Linked DNA regions of Mus musculus: region 2 is linked to region 1. Evidence: chromatin loops called from intact Hi-C (ENCODE). Cell type or tissue: heart. All regions are shown on one strand. Links, peaks and the distances in the headings refer to the core of each region. The heading gives the core; the rest is flanking DNA. Region 1 overlaps Msl2 (MSL complex subunit 2). Region 2 overlaps Ppp2r3a (protein phosphatase 2, regulatory subunit B'', alpha).

Evidence for each region. Peaks named below come from ENCODE experiments on the same cell type or tissue, not always from the same donor. Only the 100,000 strongest peaks of a DNase experiment are listed, where the experiment ranks them.
Region 2: it touches region 1 in a loop (2.2-fold over the local background); 8 of 42 quality-filtered maps call a loop at or near these places.

The regions. Positions count from the first base shown.
Region 1 is chr9:101,075,691-101,083,690 of GRCm38, reverse strand. All of the region lies in intron 1 of Msl2 (MSL complex subunit 2), which reads right to left. Among named protein-coding and RNA genes, the nearest start is that of Msl2, 4.9 kb to the right of the region's middle. In heart, for the core only: a CTCF peak has its summit at 3,516; no DNase peak of the experiment used is centred there; H3K4me3 peaks cover 3,580 bases; H3K27ac peaks cover 1,175 bases.
Region 2 is chr9:101,147,871-101,158,007 of GRCm38, reverse strand. Ppp2r3a (protein phosphatase 2, regulatory subunit B'', alpha) reads left to right here. Exons shown (of 14, transcript NM_001161362.3): 7 at 4,134-4,220; 8 at 9,270-9,426. Among named protein-coding and RNA genes, the nearest start is that of Gm24338, 70 kb to the left of the region's middle. In heart, for the core only: a CTCF peak has its summit at 4,923; no DNase peak of the experiment used is centred there.

The DNA of each region.
Region 1 (8,000 bases), core at 1-8,000:
GATCTTAAAAACATGTTAGGCCGGGCAGTGGTAGCACAGGCCTTTAATCCCAGTACTTGGGAGGCAGAGGCCAGCCTGGTCTACAGAATGAGTTCCAGGACAGCCAGGGCTACACAGAGAAACCCTGTCTGGAAAAAAACAAAACAAAACACAACACAACAACAATAAAAAAAAGAATTAACAACTTTAAAAAATTAAAGAACCCTCTTTAAGTTGAAAGCTTTCACCTTTTCACTTAAAAGAAATCTTTCTAATGCTTCTCTTAGAAAATTCTAAATTGCTAGTCACTCCTCTAATCATTTATTAAGTAAAATAAGGGCTATATGAACACAAGCATCATGGTGTAAATCTTGCATACTGAGTTTAATAATCAAGACCTCTGGCTAGGGAGTAGTGGCGCACGCCTTTAATCCCACTTGGGAGACAGAGGCAGGCAGATTTCTGAGTTCGAGGCCAGCCTGGTCTACAGAGTGCATTCCAGGACAGTCAGGGCTTGCAGAGAAACCCTGTCTTAAAAAAAAAAAAAACTAAATACAATAGAGTGGGTAGCATATACAAAGTATATACATAAAAGCATATACAAAGTATCTAAAAGGTTTATCCAGAATAGAAGAAAGAGCAGGACAGAACAAAGACCAACTTAATGTTTATAAATTAGTGTTTTTTCAGAATTTTCCTTTGATATTTTTAGGCCATGGTTGACTGCAAGTAATTGAAATTGTGCAAAGTACCAACTACAAATAGGAAAGATGTAATACTTGAGGTATTTATATGCTCTTGTTCACAATAACCAAGAGGCAGAAGCAATCCAAATGCCCATCTATGGAACAATGGAAAACAAATACATGTATATACAGAATTATTCCTCAGCCTTATAGTGGAAATTCTGTCACATGATATAACATGGAGAAACCTAAGGACATAAATAATGCCAAGTAAAATAAGCCAGACACAAAAAAGATAAATAATATCATCCATTTCTATTAAGCATACATACAGTGCAGTCAAGTGTACCCACACAAAGCTAATAAGATGGCTTAGCATTTAAAGACACATTGCTGCCAAGCCTGAAGATCTGAGTTTGATTCCCTAGGATCCACATGGTTGAGAGAACCATAAGTGTGTGCACATAAACACATATACAAAATAAATGTTTAAAATTTGTTTTATAAAAGCAAAGTAGAACTGAGGAAATGGATCAGTCAGTTAAGTGCTTGCTGTGCCAACATCATGACCTGAGTTTATTCTTCAGAACCCAAAGAAAAAGCTGGGCCCACCTATCATCTCAGGGCTAGAGAGGTATACAACAGGACCCCTTAGGCTTACTGCCCAGTGAGCCAGCCTAGCTGAGACAGACAGACAGACAGACAGACAGACAGACAGAGAGAACTTATTGATTTCATTTCCTTTTTGTGATGCTAGAAAGCCAAGCCCAGGGTGCACATGCTAATAAGTAAGCCTTCTACCAGACTCTACAGGCTGCACTGAGGCTATGAAGCCCAGACTATAGTCTCCAATGCTGAGTCCTTCTGTTCCACCTCCCAAGAACTGGAATTAAAGTCATGTGCCATCAGACTCAAAGAGAATAACATACTAATTATAAAAAGGACTAACGTTTAAGAAAAAGGATAAATGTAAAACCTTAAATTAATAATATTGAGGACCGGAGAGATGGCTCAGAGATTAAGAGCACTGACTGGCCTTCCAGAGGTTCTGAGTTCAAATCCCAACCATCTGTAATGGGGTCCAATGACCTCTTCTGGTGTGTATAAAGAGAACCACAGTGTACTTACATACATAAAATAAACAAATCTTTAAAAAAAAGACTGTGCAAGCTAAAATTTAAAAACAAATAATACATATACAACTAATTACTCAGATGGCCTTTAATTTAGCTTCTCTCTAAAAGAAAAAAAGTATAAAGTAAGTCACACATGAATCAGAAGTCCCCTGGTATTTACAAATTAGGTTTTTTTTAATATTTATTTATTTATTATATGTAAGTACACTGTAGCTGTCTTCAGACACACCAGAAGAGAGCATCAGATTTTGTTATGGATGGTTGTGAGCCACCATGTGGTTGGTGCTAGAGAGATGGCTCAGCGGTTAAGAGTGCCGACTGCTCTTCCAAAGGTCCTGAGTTCAAATCCCAGCAACAAATACTTTTTAATAGCAGTCAGATACAGAGGTACAGTGGTGACTAAACCAAGTAAAAATAAGACTCCGCCCATGGGGGAGCCACCCACCTCCCAGCACCATGTAATAGGAGCACCACATAATATGCAGGACTATGAAGAGATGGCAAGTATACAGGGATATTGAGATGGCTCAACAGCTATTAACAATTGCATACAAGGTTGGCAACTTAAAATTCAATCCCCCAGACCCACATAAAGATGAAGAGAACCAACTCCAGAAAGCTGTCCTCCAAACTCCATGCCTATACATCATGCACATACACACATATTGCACTCACACTAATAAAACATTTTTAAGGATTAATTTATGTATGCACATGAGTGTTCTATGTGCATGTATACCTGTATGACAGAAAAGAACATCAGACCCCCCCCCTCTTTTTTTAAATGTGATTGTGAGCCACCATGTGGTTGATGGGATTGAATTCAGGACCTATGGAAGAGCAACCAGTGCTATTAACTGCTAAGCCATCTCTCCAGCCCACTAATAAACATTTTTTAAAGTCAGTACATTTTAAAGTCCTTAACATACAAAACAACAAACAATACTGGTCACTATGTCCATACTATTTCAGTGGAAAATATTAATCTCCAATCCAGGCCCTGCCTACTTATTAACAATTATAATACCTAAAAGGCAAGCCTAAACCACTTTGTTTCTAGACTCATTAAAGTACCAGGATAATATTTATATTCCAAAGTACAAATCTGACCATATTATTTTATAGGACTTCAAATATCTCCCACAATAACTTCAAGTTCTAACAGTCTAATCTGTTTATCAAATGTATACCACTTGAAGACTGACAAGTTTACAAAAACCTTAAATCCATACAGCTGGTGTATCAATTCTCAGACCAACAAAAGAAACCCAACTACCTGACAATGCCAAGCTAACATTAAAAATAAGACCTTAGTACTGACACTTAAAAACAGTACTCAATTACTGTTCCAGCCACTCCCTGTGATCTGGAAATAACAGCAATTCTCTGCAGCGCTGCCACCTCATTCATTAGAGATGTCAGACTCTTGAAATATACAAAGTAACTGAAAAACAAACAGTGACATTGTTAACACTTCAAAAAAACAAATCTGCAATCCAGTGACTGTTCCACATTTAACAAGTGACCTGACTGTTACAGGCTCTTTTTCATCATGGGATATGAAGCACCCTGGGGCTGGAGAGTGGGGCTGGAGAGTGGGGCTGGAGAGTGGGGCTGGAGCGATTGCTCAGTTAGCGCACTGGTTCAGTTACTACCATCCACATGGCAGCTCTCAACTGTCTGTAACTCCAGTTCCAAAAGATCCAACACTCTCTTGTGGCCTCAACAGGCACTGCATGCACACAGTACAGATATATAAACTAGCATACATACTAGTGATACACATACAAAAGATAAATAAAATCTCAAACAAACAAACAAAAAACAACCTTTGTAAGTGAGATATCGAGCATCCAGTATGTGCCAGTCCAAGACTTTCAGTAGATAGATTTGCTCCTGTAAGTTTAAAATGTTTCAAGACAGGACTAAAGAAAAAACTAAGCAGATAACAACACTCATATGGCAGCTCATAACCATCTGTTAACTTCAATTGCAAGACATCTGGCAACACCTTCTGGACTCTAAGAGCACATATTAGGTATACACACGCATGCACACACATACACACACATGAGTGCAGCCAAAACATTAACACACATAAAATAATTTTTTTTTAATTTTTTTTCTTTTAAGACACTACAGCTAAGTACAGTGGCACACTGCATTTAATCCCAACACTCTCAAGGTAGAGGCAGGCAGACTGTTGTGAGAGGCCAGCCTTAACTACACAGAAATTCCAGACCAGCCAGGACTAGTGAGGCCTTCTCTCAAATTAAAAAGAAGAAGAAAGCCCACCATAGGAGCTGAAGAGATAGCTATCCAGTTAAAAACACCTGCTACTAGCAGGCGGTGGTGGTACCTGACTTCAATTCCAACAACTGGAAGGCAAAGGCAGGCCAGCCTGGTCTATAAACCCAGTTCCAGGACAGCTAGGGCTACACACACAGAGAAAACCTGTCTTAAACAAACAAGCAAGCAAGCACCTGCCACTTTTACAAGGAACGGGGATTAAGTTCCTAGCACAAACTAAAACTCCAGTTCCACGGGTTCCAAGACCCTCTTCTGACCTCCTAGGGCACCTGTGTGCCCCTGGGGCACATAGGCACTCAGGCTTATTATTATTTCAAAAAGTAATAATAAGCCCACAAATAACTACATTTAAGGAAAAAACAGATAAAGGAAACTAACTAGAGCAAATTTTAAAGCAACTTGTGTTCAGTAGTACAATGGTTTAAATAAAAATGGATACCACAGGTTCATAGGGAGTGGAATATTTTGAAAGGATAAAGACTTGAGGTCTTGTTGGAGTAGGTGTGGACTTGCTGGAGCAGAAGTTTATCACCAAGGGAAAGCTTTGAGGTTTTAGAAGCTCAAGCTTGCCATGCGTGTGTTTGTGTGTGCCTCTCTCTTTTTCTCTCCTCTCTCTGTCTCTCTGTCTCTGTCTCTCTTTCCCTCTCTCTCTCCTTGTGGTACCTACAGATCCAAATACAGAAGCCTCTGGCCTCCTTCTCTAGCACCATGTCTGTTTGCCAGGCCACCATGCTTCCTGCCTTAACACTTATGTGCTACACCTCTGACCCAGTAAGGCAGGCCCAGCTAAATGTTTCCCTTTGTAAGAGCTGCCATGGTCATGGTGCCCTAACTAAGACAAGTAGCGCGAGAGAGCGCGAACATTGGGCTTTTCCCCTCCCTCCTTGGGCAGAAAAGAGTGAAAGGAGCAGCACAAAATGCACAACAAACAGTTTTCCCCCCAGAGACATACATACAGCAGGTCCTAAGATAACTATCAAATCTGAGTTGAAAGGAACTATAACATAGCCTAACAACTACAACGAAGAGTTATAGAGGTAGAGTGAGCAAGGAACATTCACAGAAGGGAACAAATTGAGTTTTAGGACCTTTACAGAAAGTGAGCATTATCTTAAGGCAAGAGAAACTTTAGGGAAGCCAGGCCCTACGGATGCAGGACTCTAGTGGCAAGTATTCACAAGGCTGAGGAGTGACGGTCACTAGTTTAAGGACCTAGTTCAAGCTAGTCAACTATACATGTATATGATATGCACAAGGTCCCATGGTATATGATATGCACAAGGTCCCATGTTCAAGCCCCAGAAAGTGGGGAAGAAACATAAGGAAGAAAAATATAAATAACATGCTTAAAAAGGTAAAAACAAAATAAAAACATCTATTTTATTGTGGAATATTGACCACAAATACAACATCCTATTTACAGCACCAGGACAGAATTAAATTTAATTTTCACATATTTATTATTTTCATGAAATAAAACTGCACATGAATATTATTAGTGAGCTTGTTTTTGACCTTAAAAAAAATTATAGGATTGCACCTGGCACAAAAATAAGCAGTGCTAGAGCTGAATAAAAATAATTTCTCCTTCTCTTCATAATCATGGGCTTGTGGGGTATGGGGGAAAAACTTAGACCAGTATCTCTTATTATCAAAATGTCATGAAAGGCCACCCAATTTTAAGTAAAACCCACAAACCTTTTCCATAATATGAAAGGAAAGGAGACAAGAGCCAAAGAGAATAATCACTAAGTTAAACAGTCATAAAATCAATTGTGTTGCCAAGACTTGAGTATTAAATAGGCTTCTTATGTGGAACTTCAGGGCCAATGAGATAGTTCAGCAGTTAAGAGCACAAACTGTTCTTCAGGAGACCAGGGCTTGACTCCCAGCACCTACATGGCAGCTCATAATAGGAACTCCATTCCCAGGGGATACAACTCTCTTCTGACCTCCTCAGGCACAGCACACACAGTGTATACACACACACACAGACAAAACAGCCAAACACATAAAAGTAATCTTTTTAATGTGACTTTATATTTAATGTCTTTTTTAAATCCATGTTTAAATTATTAAGGCCATGCTTAGTTAAACCATCTCTGAATAATTTAAAATCCCACCTGGCGTGGTGGAACACACCAAGAATCCTTGCACTGAGAAGACTGAGGCAGGATCTTCATCAGTTTGAAGTCAGCCTAGTATATGTAGTGAGACATGTCTCGGAAAAATAAAAGAAAGAGAGAGAGAGAGAGAGAGATAGAATATAGTGTAGAGCAGGATGCTTATCTGGCCCTTGAAAGCCCTGGGCTGCCCACTCAGCGATGCAAAAAGCAAAGGTTTTCAAGTTCCAAGCACCGTCCACAATCACCATTTTCTAGCAGAGCTAAGACCTGCCCATCTGGTAAAGAGGGTTAACATATTTTCAAGTGTTAGCTGAAAATGCCTTTACTAAGTACAACTGTCTACAGAATAATATGGCCATGACCTTACTGACCTGTCTGTCCCCTACTTTACCACTTCAACAAACCTACTGATCCTCCTCAAAAACAAAGGGGGAGGCATGTCAGGGAGAAGTTGGGCCACACCAGAGCCTCAAGCTTACACGCTCTGTAAGTGAACTCAGAGGCAGGGCCCTGATTTTGATGACCAGCGCCACTAAAAAATTAAAAATGAGACTGCAAGAGAGAATACCATTAAACCAAGCAAATTCTCAGTCCACTCCCCTTGGCTTTATCTAAACTGAAAGCAAACTAACAGCACCTAGCCCTAAAGCCCTCACTTCACACACCAAGACGCTGAGGCCTAAGGCAGCGGTTTAGTCATCTGCTCTGAGCGACTGCTTCCCTGTAAGTACTGTGTGTTAGTCGTCAAGGCAAGTGCTTAATCACTTGGTTGCTTAAACGCTTACGAAATTAAGTACCTAACCAGGAAAAACCCAATCTCCACCCTTTTGGCACCCCTCAGAGTCCGGCCCTGAGCTATACAAAAATGATGGATGAATCCTGAATACCATTTCTATGGCTCAGCCATTACTATCTCCACTTCAAGGGCCTCAATGTCTAAATTGTGACTGAACAGAGAGTCTGGGTTAACAAAGCCTCCAACACAGTAAGTGGAGAACATCATCAGTACTTCCTTGTTGCTCTCATTTCTATTAAACGTCTCGTTTTCTAATAGGCGGAGGACTTATACCATCTCAAGAGGGACAGAGGATAATCGTTCTGGTTTTCTGAGTGTCAAATACTATTTGTGCCCAGTTAACACGAGTCATCACCCTTTAAACACTTTCCAGTTAGACAATATTTTCACTCATCTCTTACGATTGATTAAGTATTGTAACCGACAGGGGCTAATACCCTTTGAAAAAAATCTTAAAATAATCCTCTGAAACGGGACATGGCTGTGCATGCCTGAAATACCGGCATTCAAGAGACTGAGACACTAAGACCACTAGTTCGAAGTCCGCCTAAGCTACATAGTAGGAACCTGTCTTAAATAAGCAAGTAAATAAACAATGCGACTCTGCCAGGCCACCTGACATTAAAACTACAGAAAATCTAGTCTGTAAAAAGATCTCACCAACTAAAAAGTACCATCAGCTTCATTAGGTCAGTGCTAACCTTCAAACCATCTGTTGTAGAACCTGGGGCACTGAGGTCTCTGGCTGGAGGTGCATCAAGATTATACCATCCACCCTCTGCAAAACACGAGTGCAGTGCATATTTCTTAACAATGTTTGACCACATTTAATGACAATGGTATTCAATCAGTTCCCGCAGCAGAGGTTTTAAAAAGAAGGCAGCATGCCGCTGGCATTTCAACCCCATTTAAGACATCACCGCTATACGTGTGAAGCCGTCGAAGAATTTTTTAAAATGTATTTTAA
Region 2 (10,137 bases), core at 919-8,918, 73 kb before region 1:
GATTGCAGCACACATATTGAAGGTTTAAAAGCTAACATCCACATATAAGAGAAAACATACAATATTTGTCTCTTTGGATCGGAGTTACCTCACTCGGGGATTTTTTTTTCTAGCTCCATCCACTTATCTGATAATTTCCTGACTTAATTTTAACAGCTAAATAGTATTGCATTGTGTAAATGTAGCACATTTCCATTACTCACTGTCAGTTGATGAGCGTGTTGACGGTTTTCCTTTTCTGGCTAGTCTGACTAGAGCAACAGTGAACGTGGATGAGCAGGTCTCTGCAGTGGGATGTAAAAGATGCCATGCCTAGTGGAGCTGGATATTGAGGTAGAAGGATCCCAGCTTCCTGAGAAACTGCCACACTGATTTCCATGGTGGCTTTACTAGCTTGTACTCCCACCAGCAATGGATGGATGTTCCCTTTCCCTACATCCCTGCCAGCATATGTTGTCTTGAGTTTCATTGATCACGGCCATTCTGACTGTGGTAAGATGAAGTCTTTAAGCAGGCTTAATTTGCATTACTCTGATGGCTGAAAATGTTGAACATATCTTTAGATGACCTCAGCAACTTGTGTTTCCTCTTTTGAGAATTCTCTGCTTAGTTCTGTACCACATTTTTTATTTGGGTTGTTTTCTTGTTCTGTAATTTTGGTTATTTTAGATATTAATCCTCTATCAGATGTATAATTGTTAATGATCTTTTCCCACTTTGTAGGATGCTGCTTTCCCCAAATGACAATGCCCTTTGCCATACACAAGCTTTTTAGCATCATGTGGTCCCTTTTATTTCTGATCTCAGTGCTTGTGCTATCAGTGTCTTAAGTTCTTTCCTGTGACAATTGGTTCAAGTATATGCCCCAGTTTTATTTTATCAGATTCAGGATATCTGGTCTTATGATGAGGCCCTTGATCTTTAAATCAGAATTTGTACAGGATGATAAATATGGATCGGATTTATTCTTCCACATGCAACCATCCAGTTTACCCAACACCAATTGTTGAAAATGTCTTTTTTTCCAGTGTGTATTTTTTGCCTTTTTGTCAAAATCAGATCAAAATCAAAAGTGAGTCTGGATCTTCGAGTCCATTGATCAACATGTCTGTTTTTATGACAATACCATGCTGTTTATTAGTATAGTTCTGTAGAATGAATTGGAATCTGAGACAGTGTATACCTCCAGAATTTTTTTTTATTATTCAGATTTGTTTTAGCTATCCTGAGTTTTTAATCTTTCTACATGAAGTTTAAACAAATTTCTGTGAAGAATTTTGTTGGAATTTTGATGGGGATTGAATCTGTAGAATGCTTTTGATAAAATGACCATTTTTCAATAATAATTCTACCAATCCATGAGCATGGGAGATTTTTCCATCTTCTGGTCTCTTCAGTTTATTTTGTCAATGGCTTAAAGTTTTTATTACTCAAGTCTAACTTGCTTAATTAGAGTTATCAAAAAAAAATTTAGGCTATTGTAAACGATAGTTGATTTCTCTCTCAAGTGTTCACTTTATATAGAAAGGCTACTGATTTTGTGTGTGTCAGTTTTGTATCCTGATACTTTGCTGGAAGTGTTTATGAAATGTAGAAGTTTCCTAGTGGAGTTTGAGGATCTTTTTTATATATGTCATCTGCAAATAAAGATATTTTGCTTTCTTCCTTTCCTATTTGCATTCCCTTTATTTAGCTGTCTACTGTTCTAAGTACTATATTGAATAGAGTGAATATCCTTGTCTTGCTCTTGGTTATAATGGAATTTATTTGAGTTTATTTAGGTTGATGTTGGCTGTAGTGTTGCCTTTATTACATATGTCTCTTGTATTCCTAGTCTCTCCAGGACTTTTATCATGAAGGAATGTTGCATTTCTTTTCAGCATCTAATGAAATAATCATGTGGCTCTTATCTTCCAATCTGTCTGGTGGGTTTTGTGTACTGATTTACATATGTTGAATCATCCCTGTATCTCTGGAATGAAGCCAACTTGATCATTGTGGAAACTATTTTTGGTGTGTTCTTGGATTTAAATTGCAAGTATTTGATTTGGAATCTTTACATCAACATGCATAAGGGATATTGATCTATATAACGTTTTGACTCTTTGTATGGTTTAGGTATTGGGGTAACAGTGGCCTTATAAAAAGAATTGTACTATGTTCTCCCAGTGTCTGTTTTGCAGAATGAGGAATATTAGTGTTAACTCTTCTTTGAAGTCTCACAGAATTCTAGGCTGAATCAATCTGGCCCTGGACTTCGCTCTCCACTTCTGCCACCAGATAAAAGTCTTTAATTTCTCAAGAGAACATGGAGTTATGGGTCTCTGTAAATTGCTTACTTGGTATTGATTCTTTTAAGTTTCTTGATTTGGTGCAGTATAGATCTGTAAAGTTTATCCTTATGATTCTCTGAACTTCTTCAGTGTCTGTTCTAATGTCCACCTTTTTCATTCTTAATTTTATTAATTTGGATATTCTCCCTCGGTCTTTTAGTTACTTTGGCTAAGGCTTTTTCCATTTGTTGTTTTTTTTTTTTCTCAAATAACCAACTCTTTGTTTCATTAATTTGTATTTTTGTTTGTTTTATTACATTGATTTCATTCCTGAATTTGGTTATTTCTTACCATCTACTCTTTTACAATATTATTTCTTCTTGTTGCTCTAGGGTTTTCAGTGTGTCACTGAATTACTAAGATTAGAGCTCTCCAGGTTTTCTTTTTTTAATGTAAGCACTTAGTACATTTCTTTTTTGTTTAGTTTTGGGTTTTTGGGGGGTTTTTTTGGTTTTTTTTTTTTTTTGTTGTTGTTTTGTTTTGTTTTGTTTTGTTCTGTATAGCCCTGGTTGTCCTGGAACTCACTCTATAGACCAGACTGGCTTCAAACTCAGAAATCCCCCTGCCTCTGCCTCCCAAGTGCTGGGATTAAAGGCATGCGCCACCACTGCCTGGCCTACTTAGTACATTTCTTTTGTTGATATCCAGCTTTAATCCATGGTGGTCAAGTAGAAGGCTGGATGTTACTTCAGTTTTCTTATATCTGTTGAGACTTGCTTTGTATCTAAGTATATGATCAATTTTGGAGAAAGTTCTATAAGCTATTGAGAAGAAGGTATATTCTTTTGTGTTTGAGTGAAATATTCAGTAAATGTCTACAAATATCCCTTTGATTTATGACATTGTTTAGCTCCAGTATTTCTGTTTAGTTTGTGTGTGGATGACCTTTGTTGGCAAGAGTTGGGTATTGAAGTCGCCCACTATCACTCTATAAAGATCAATATGTATAATTTTTAGTGTTTCTTTTATGAAGTTGGGTCCTATGGTTGGCACATGAATGTTTAGAATTTCAATATCCTCTTGATTTTTTTCCTTTAATGAGTGTGTAGTTTCTTTTCTCTTCTGATTAGTTTTAGTTTGAAGTCTAGTTTGTTGGATATTAAAATGCTGTGCCTGCTTGCTTCTTGTGTTGGGATCTACTCATCTAGTCTTCAAACATTTGTTTGAAGAATTTCTTGGTACCAATATTTGGTCTTCTCTTTATTGGGTGAATGTTATGTTCTTTGGCTACTGTCGCCTTCTCTGGATCCTGGGCAAGTGTGATGACTGTGGGGTCCCTGGGTAGAAACTGTTCCTGGGTCATCCTCTGACAGAAAGGAATAGAGATGGGACAGGAGGAAAGGCTGAGAGGGTTCCAGAGAAAGAACTAAGCTAAGCCCCAAATACAACTTTAATAAGCAAAATAATGCTCTTTTGAATCAGACCAGTTTGACAGCCATCCTCTGACTTTCCGATTATTAAGCCAACACAAGTAGAATCCCCCTACCTCGTTACTTTAACAAACATACATAGTCCAATGAGCACTACTGAATAAGGTGTCCCTGTGTAATTGAGACACAGTGGGGTAATACAAGTGGTTAGGAAATGAAAACATGAATGGAGTTTTTTTCTCTTACAGAGATGAATTTATACTATATATGTGGGGTTAAAACACATAGTTTTATTTTTTATTCAAAATTGCAATTAACATTAAAAGTAGTTGCTTAAATTAGTTCTACAGATATGCATAACTGGCCTTCAGTAGGGTATTAGAGATCTGAACTTGTCTTTTAATTGACTTTGTTTTCCTTTTGAAACTAGGTTGTTCAGAGAATATTCTACACAGTCAACAGATCTTGGAGTGGAAAAATTACTTCAACAGAGATAAGAAAAAGCAACTTTTTGCAAGTATGCCTCTCATATAAAGATGTATAAGGGCCAATTTAATAATTTTACTTACTTTTCTTTTCTTACTCTATTGCAAAGTTCTAAGTATTACTTCTTCCAGGCTATAAGCACTTATCAGTTACTCATGTGGGGAAAAGGCTGTTAAAATAAAAATAATATGGGCTATCTGCCTGAAGGTATCCACTGTGAAACAAAAACAGAAATGCACATCTACAGCTGAATTGATAGATGCACATAAAAGTTGCAGAAGAAGCTCAGAAGGATCGACATATGATTTTCATCTTGGAGAATATCAGGAGTTTAGCAAGATAAACTCTCAATAGGAAGAGGGCTTCCAGGAAGCAGCAGCAGCACAAGCCAGAGCCAGAAGCAGAAATGTCCCTCCTGTTCAAGAATTTCCAACTAGTGGAAGTGGCCAGGGCTCCAGTGATAGTAACTAGGTTGGAAAAGTGGGCTTGCCAAAGAAATGGAAGTATATAGACTTGATTCAGTAATGACTCTGCTTTGCTAGAAATAATACATTTTATTCAGTTATCTTTTTTTTAATTAGGTGTTTTCCTCGTTTACATTTTCAATGCTATCCCAAAGGTTCCCCATACCCACCCCCCCAATCCCCTACCCACCCACTCCCCCTTTTTGGCCCTGGCGTTCCCTTATTCAGTTATCTTATCAAACAAAAAACTATTGACCACTAGTGGGAGCCTTTTACCAAAGTAATATATAAAGAAAATAGAATGATTCACACTTGAAAAAAAAAAGTATTTTAAATGGATCATGCTAAACAAACCTTTAATAATAACCGTACCTTATTGCTCTGTATCCTCCCTATTTTATCTTCACGTTACTTAGACAAGGTATTGAAGACTTGGAAAATTAGCAAACCATAACGTAGAAATAAATATTTTGTTACTCTATAACAAAAATTCTCAATCTGTGAGTCACAACTCCTTTGAAGATTAAACAACCCTGCATATCAGATATTTATGTTACAATTCATAACAGTAACAAAATTTAGTTATGAAGTAGCAATGAAAGTAATATTTGAGGATCACCACAATATGAGGAACTGTATTAAGGGATTGCAGCATTAGGAAGACTAGGAAGTACTGCTCTAAAATGAACAGTCTGTTTGTAGTCATTGAACATCTGATGTCTGCCTGGGCTCTCAGTTGGTATTTAAAAATGGGTTAAGAAAACAGTAATTTCCTTAATAACAAAAATTATAATTTCTCACATTGTAAGGCATGTGTGTATATGTACTATACGTGTGGCTGTTGCCAAGGAGGTCAGAAGAGGGTGTTGGAGCAGATGGAACTGGGTTCTGAATGACTGGGAGCCATTGTGTGGGTACTGGGAACTGAACCCAGATCCCTGCAGGAGCAACAAATGCTTCTAACCCTTGTGCCGTCACTGGAGGCTCTAATCTTTTATTATTTTAATAAAATCTTCTGAGACTCAGGTATTGTTGAGTAACTTGCACAGAAACACACAGAAACAGGCTGCAGAACTGAGAGTAGAAGTCAAATGTTCTCTTTCTACGGGGTGATTTATTTTCTTCTCCTCTTTTTCTTTTTCTTTCTTTCTTTTTCTTACCCATCTCCTTAGTCTTCTTCTGAGTCTATGAACAAATGCTCAAAATATTCTAGTTCTATTAATATATTTAGAGTAAAAAATAATCAAAAATCACTGTTTATGCCATGTGGCAGTAACACACACCTTTAATCTCAGCAATAGGGAGGCAGAGGAAGGCAAATAGATCTCTGTGAATTCGAGGCCAGTGTGGTCTACAGAGTGATTTCCAAGACAGCCATGACTACACAGAGAAACCCTGTCCTGGGGGTTAACCATCACTGCTTATCCACCCAGCATTTCATGCACTTCCCATAGAGAACTTATCTATCTGTATTCTTATTTTAAATTTTATTCATTTATCTATGTATGTAAGAGTTTTGTTTGCAAGTATATATGTATACTACATGTATGCTTGGTGCACTCAGAAGCCATAAGACAGTGTCAGGTCCCCTGGGACTAAAATTACAGAGAGTTGTGAGCTATCATGTGAGTGCTAGAAATTGAACCTGGGTCCTCTGAAAAAGTAGCCATTGCACTTAACCACTGAACCATCTCTCCAACCCCAGTGGCCTTATTTTATATACATAGTATATTGTTTTGTTTTATGAGAATGCTATATAGAAGGATATTTTCATTCATTTATTCATTTGGAGTTGGGGTAGCATACAAATGCTATTGTCAGAAAAACAAGTTGCCAGAGTTGAGTTGGGTCTTAGGTATCAAATTGAGGGAATCGGGCTTGGCAGAATTGGAACCTTTACCCTCTTAAGCCATCCTACTGGCTCTATGGGGCCTTTTTTTAAGTATGTGGGAGATACATACTACTTTATAAATTTGGTGGGTTTTCTTTCCTCTTGAAAATGTCTCAGGATTCCTTCTATTTCTGTCCATCTATTCTGCATGATTGATTGCATGGCTATGCTGTAATTGATTATATATTCCTCAACTGAGGCTTAGGACATTTTTATATTTTTGTTCTATTACAATGATTTAGGGACCATCCTTGAACCATACTCTTCTGAGTATATGAATAACAATTTCTCTAGGATAGACTACTAAAAAGAAAATCCTGGATTAAATGATACTTTAATAGATGGTGTTAAATTAACTCTTAAAATCCAATTCATCCTTTCTCTTACATATTCACTAACTTGGGAGCAGAGGAAGCCCTAAGTGAGTAAATCCTGAGTGGATGGGTATTATGACATGGGCAGAGCCTATGGAGGAATCAAGAACAGACAGCCCGTAAGAAACTGGCAGACTCTTTACCCATATGGGCTAGGGTCAAAAGAGATGACAAAGCTTTTCTTGAGTCAAAGTATGAGTGTTTGTGGATGAGTAATCTATGTGTGCAAGAACTAGCAACTGTGCCTTCTTCCTCCTGGTATAGCTCACCTACAAAGACTTCCTGCTGAGACCAGCTTAAATCCTACTACCACCCTGTGCTGTAACTGATAAACAAACTGAGGTTCCAGGGCAGTTCTAGAGAACCCCACCAGATCCCAGCTTTCCTGTATGTGTGCCTGTTTGTCTATCTGTCCTTTCTTCATTCTCTTGCTGTGAGGGGACCCAAGCAGGGCAGGATGGCAACAAACAGCAAAAGTTAATGTACACTTATACCATGTGTTTCCTTTGTGTTATGAAGACTATAACTTAATTTTGCTTACTTAATAACCTTCCATTAAACAGTTTATATAATTTTAATGATTTTTTTCAATTTACAAAATCACTTCCTATTGTAAACATTTTAAAAATAATGTATCAGTGTCTTAGTTTGGGTTGCATTGCTGTGAAGAGACACTGTGACCAAGGCAACTCTTACAAAGGACAGTATTAATTAGGGATGGCTTACAGTTTCAGAGGTTCAGTCCATTATCATCATGGTGGGAATCAAGGCAGCAGTTGAGGCAGACATGGTGCTAGAGAAGGAGCTGAAAGTTCTACATCTTGATTCAGTGGAAGCAAAAGGAGGGGAAGACTCTTCTGCAGGCAGCCAGGAAGAGGGTCTTTTCTGCCCTGGGTGGAGTTTGAACACTCAGAGCCCTCAAAGCCCATCTACACAGTGACACACTTCCTCCAACAAGGCTACACCTATTCCAAGAAGGCAACACCTCCTAATGGTGCCACTTCCCATGGCACTGTTGAGACCGCCACAATCAGAGCGATGCATTCCTATTACGAGTTCATACTCTGTCCTTTGTGTTTTCTGCCTTGTATCCCACTTTATTTCCAGTTAGTATTGTTAGCTAGTTTTCTTTTTATTTACACTTGTCTTTTATGGGCCTCTTATTTTGGACATTTTCTTTTTAAACTTTTATTACATTTGTGTGTGGTATGAGTGATCAGGTAAAGGTCAGAAGTCAGGAATCTGTTCTTTCCTTCAGTATGGCCCCTGGTATCAAACTCAATTCATTATGCTTAGTAGCAAGCACCTTTACTGTTAAGCCATCTCACCAGCCCCATTAGACATATCTCTTTTATATATATATATATATATGTGTGTGTGTGTGTGTGTGTGTGTGTGTATATGTGTATATATATATATGTTTTGAGGGATTTTTTTATATTTGATCAAAAATATTTTAATAAGGAGATTTAGTCCATTTATATTTATTCCTGACATTTTTCTATTAATTTTTCTTAAAGTTTCTTTCATTTATAAAAATGTTTTCATTTTTCTACCCACTTAATTGATAATTTTGGTAACTACAGAGTTATGTATACAAAAGCCATTATTCCTGGAATCTCCTAGTGGTACAAACTGAGACAGAGACTAGCTCAGAGTCCTTAGCTCCACCCACTGCCTTCTGTTTCAAGCCACCATATGCAACCTCAATTGTATACATAAGTAATGCTTATGATAAACTTGATTCCATTACAAAGCCAAACATTATATATATATCCACATTCTTCTTAATATTGCTCATATAATTTTGAAAAATTAAGGAATCTTAGTTTATGAACATGAATAGTAGAGGACTGGTTATTAAAAAGTTACTCTTTTGGCCAGGCAGTGGTGATGCACGCCTTTAATCCTAGCACTCAGGATGCATAGGCAGGTGGATCTCCAAGTTTGAGGTGAGCCTAGTCTACAAAACAAATTCCAGGAGAGCCAGAGAAACCCTGTCTCAGACCACACAAACACAAACACACACACACACACACAGAGTTCCTGGCTTGGTACCAAAATCAAAATTTTAAGTTAATGAACAGAAATTTTTGAGACTATAATAACCAAAACTAATTGAACATCATTTAAAAATTAATTCTTGGGCCGGGCATGGTGGCACACACCTTTAATCCCAGCACTTGGGAGGTAGAGGCAGGCGGATTTCTGAGTTCGAGGCCAGCCTGGTCTACAAAGTAAGTTCCAGGACAGCCAGGGCTATACAGAGAAACCCTGTCTCGAAAAACCTAAATAAATAAATAAATAAATAAATAAATAAATAAATAAATATTTTATTCATACCATTTCAGACTCTGGCCCTTTTGGAGGAAGAGGAAGATATAAACCAAATCACAGATTACTTCTCTTATGAACATTTCTATGTCATTTATTGTAAATTCTGGGAACTAGATGGTGATCATGACTTGTACATCAGTCAAGCTGATCTGTCTCGATACAATGACCAGGGTAAGTGATTCTAGATGCTAAAGTAAAGCTATTTCTAAAGTTGTATAAATTGTCTACCCTTGTGATGAGAAATGCCCTTTCTTAAATTCTTCAAGTCTCATTATAAGGCCAATAATGTTTAAATGAGAATGTACAAAGATTTTGTTTGTTTGTTTACTCTGTAAACCAGGCTGGCCTCATACTCATAGAGAACTGCCTGCTTGTGCCTCTCTCCAGTGTTGGGATTAAAGGTATGTGCCACCATGCCTAGCCAAAGATAATTTTTTAAACGTAGAGACCAGAGAAGGTGTTTGGAGGTAAGTAAATAACCACAGTTTTTAAACTGGGAAGTCTTTGTAGTTGTACGTGTCATAATTATATGCTGATAGTTAGATGCAAGTCTATTTGAAAACTTTCTTATTTACCAGTATTCTTACTGTTAAGTAAAAATTAATGTTAATGCTAAAAAATGAACTCCCTACCCTTAGCTAGTTTTATCTGATCATCAAGTTTCATAGAGCTTTGCACATTTAAGAAACTGAGATTTGGTTTGGTTTGGTTTGGTTTGGTTTGGTTTGGTTTGGTCTGGTCTGGTCTGGTCTGGTCTGGTCTGGTCTGGTCTGGTCTGGTCTGGTCTAATCTGGTTTGATGTGGTTTGATTTTGAGCCAACCTGAGCAGCCCAGGCCTATAGTCTCAGATCCTGAAGAAGCTAAGGCAGGAGGACTTCTGTA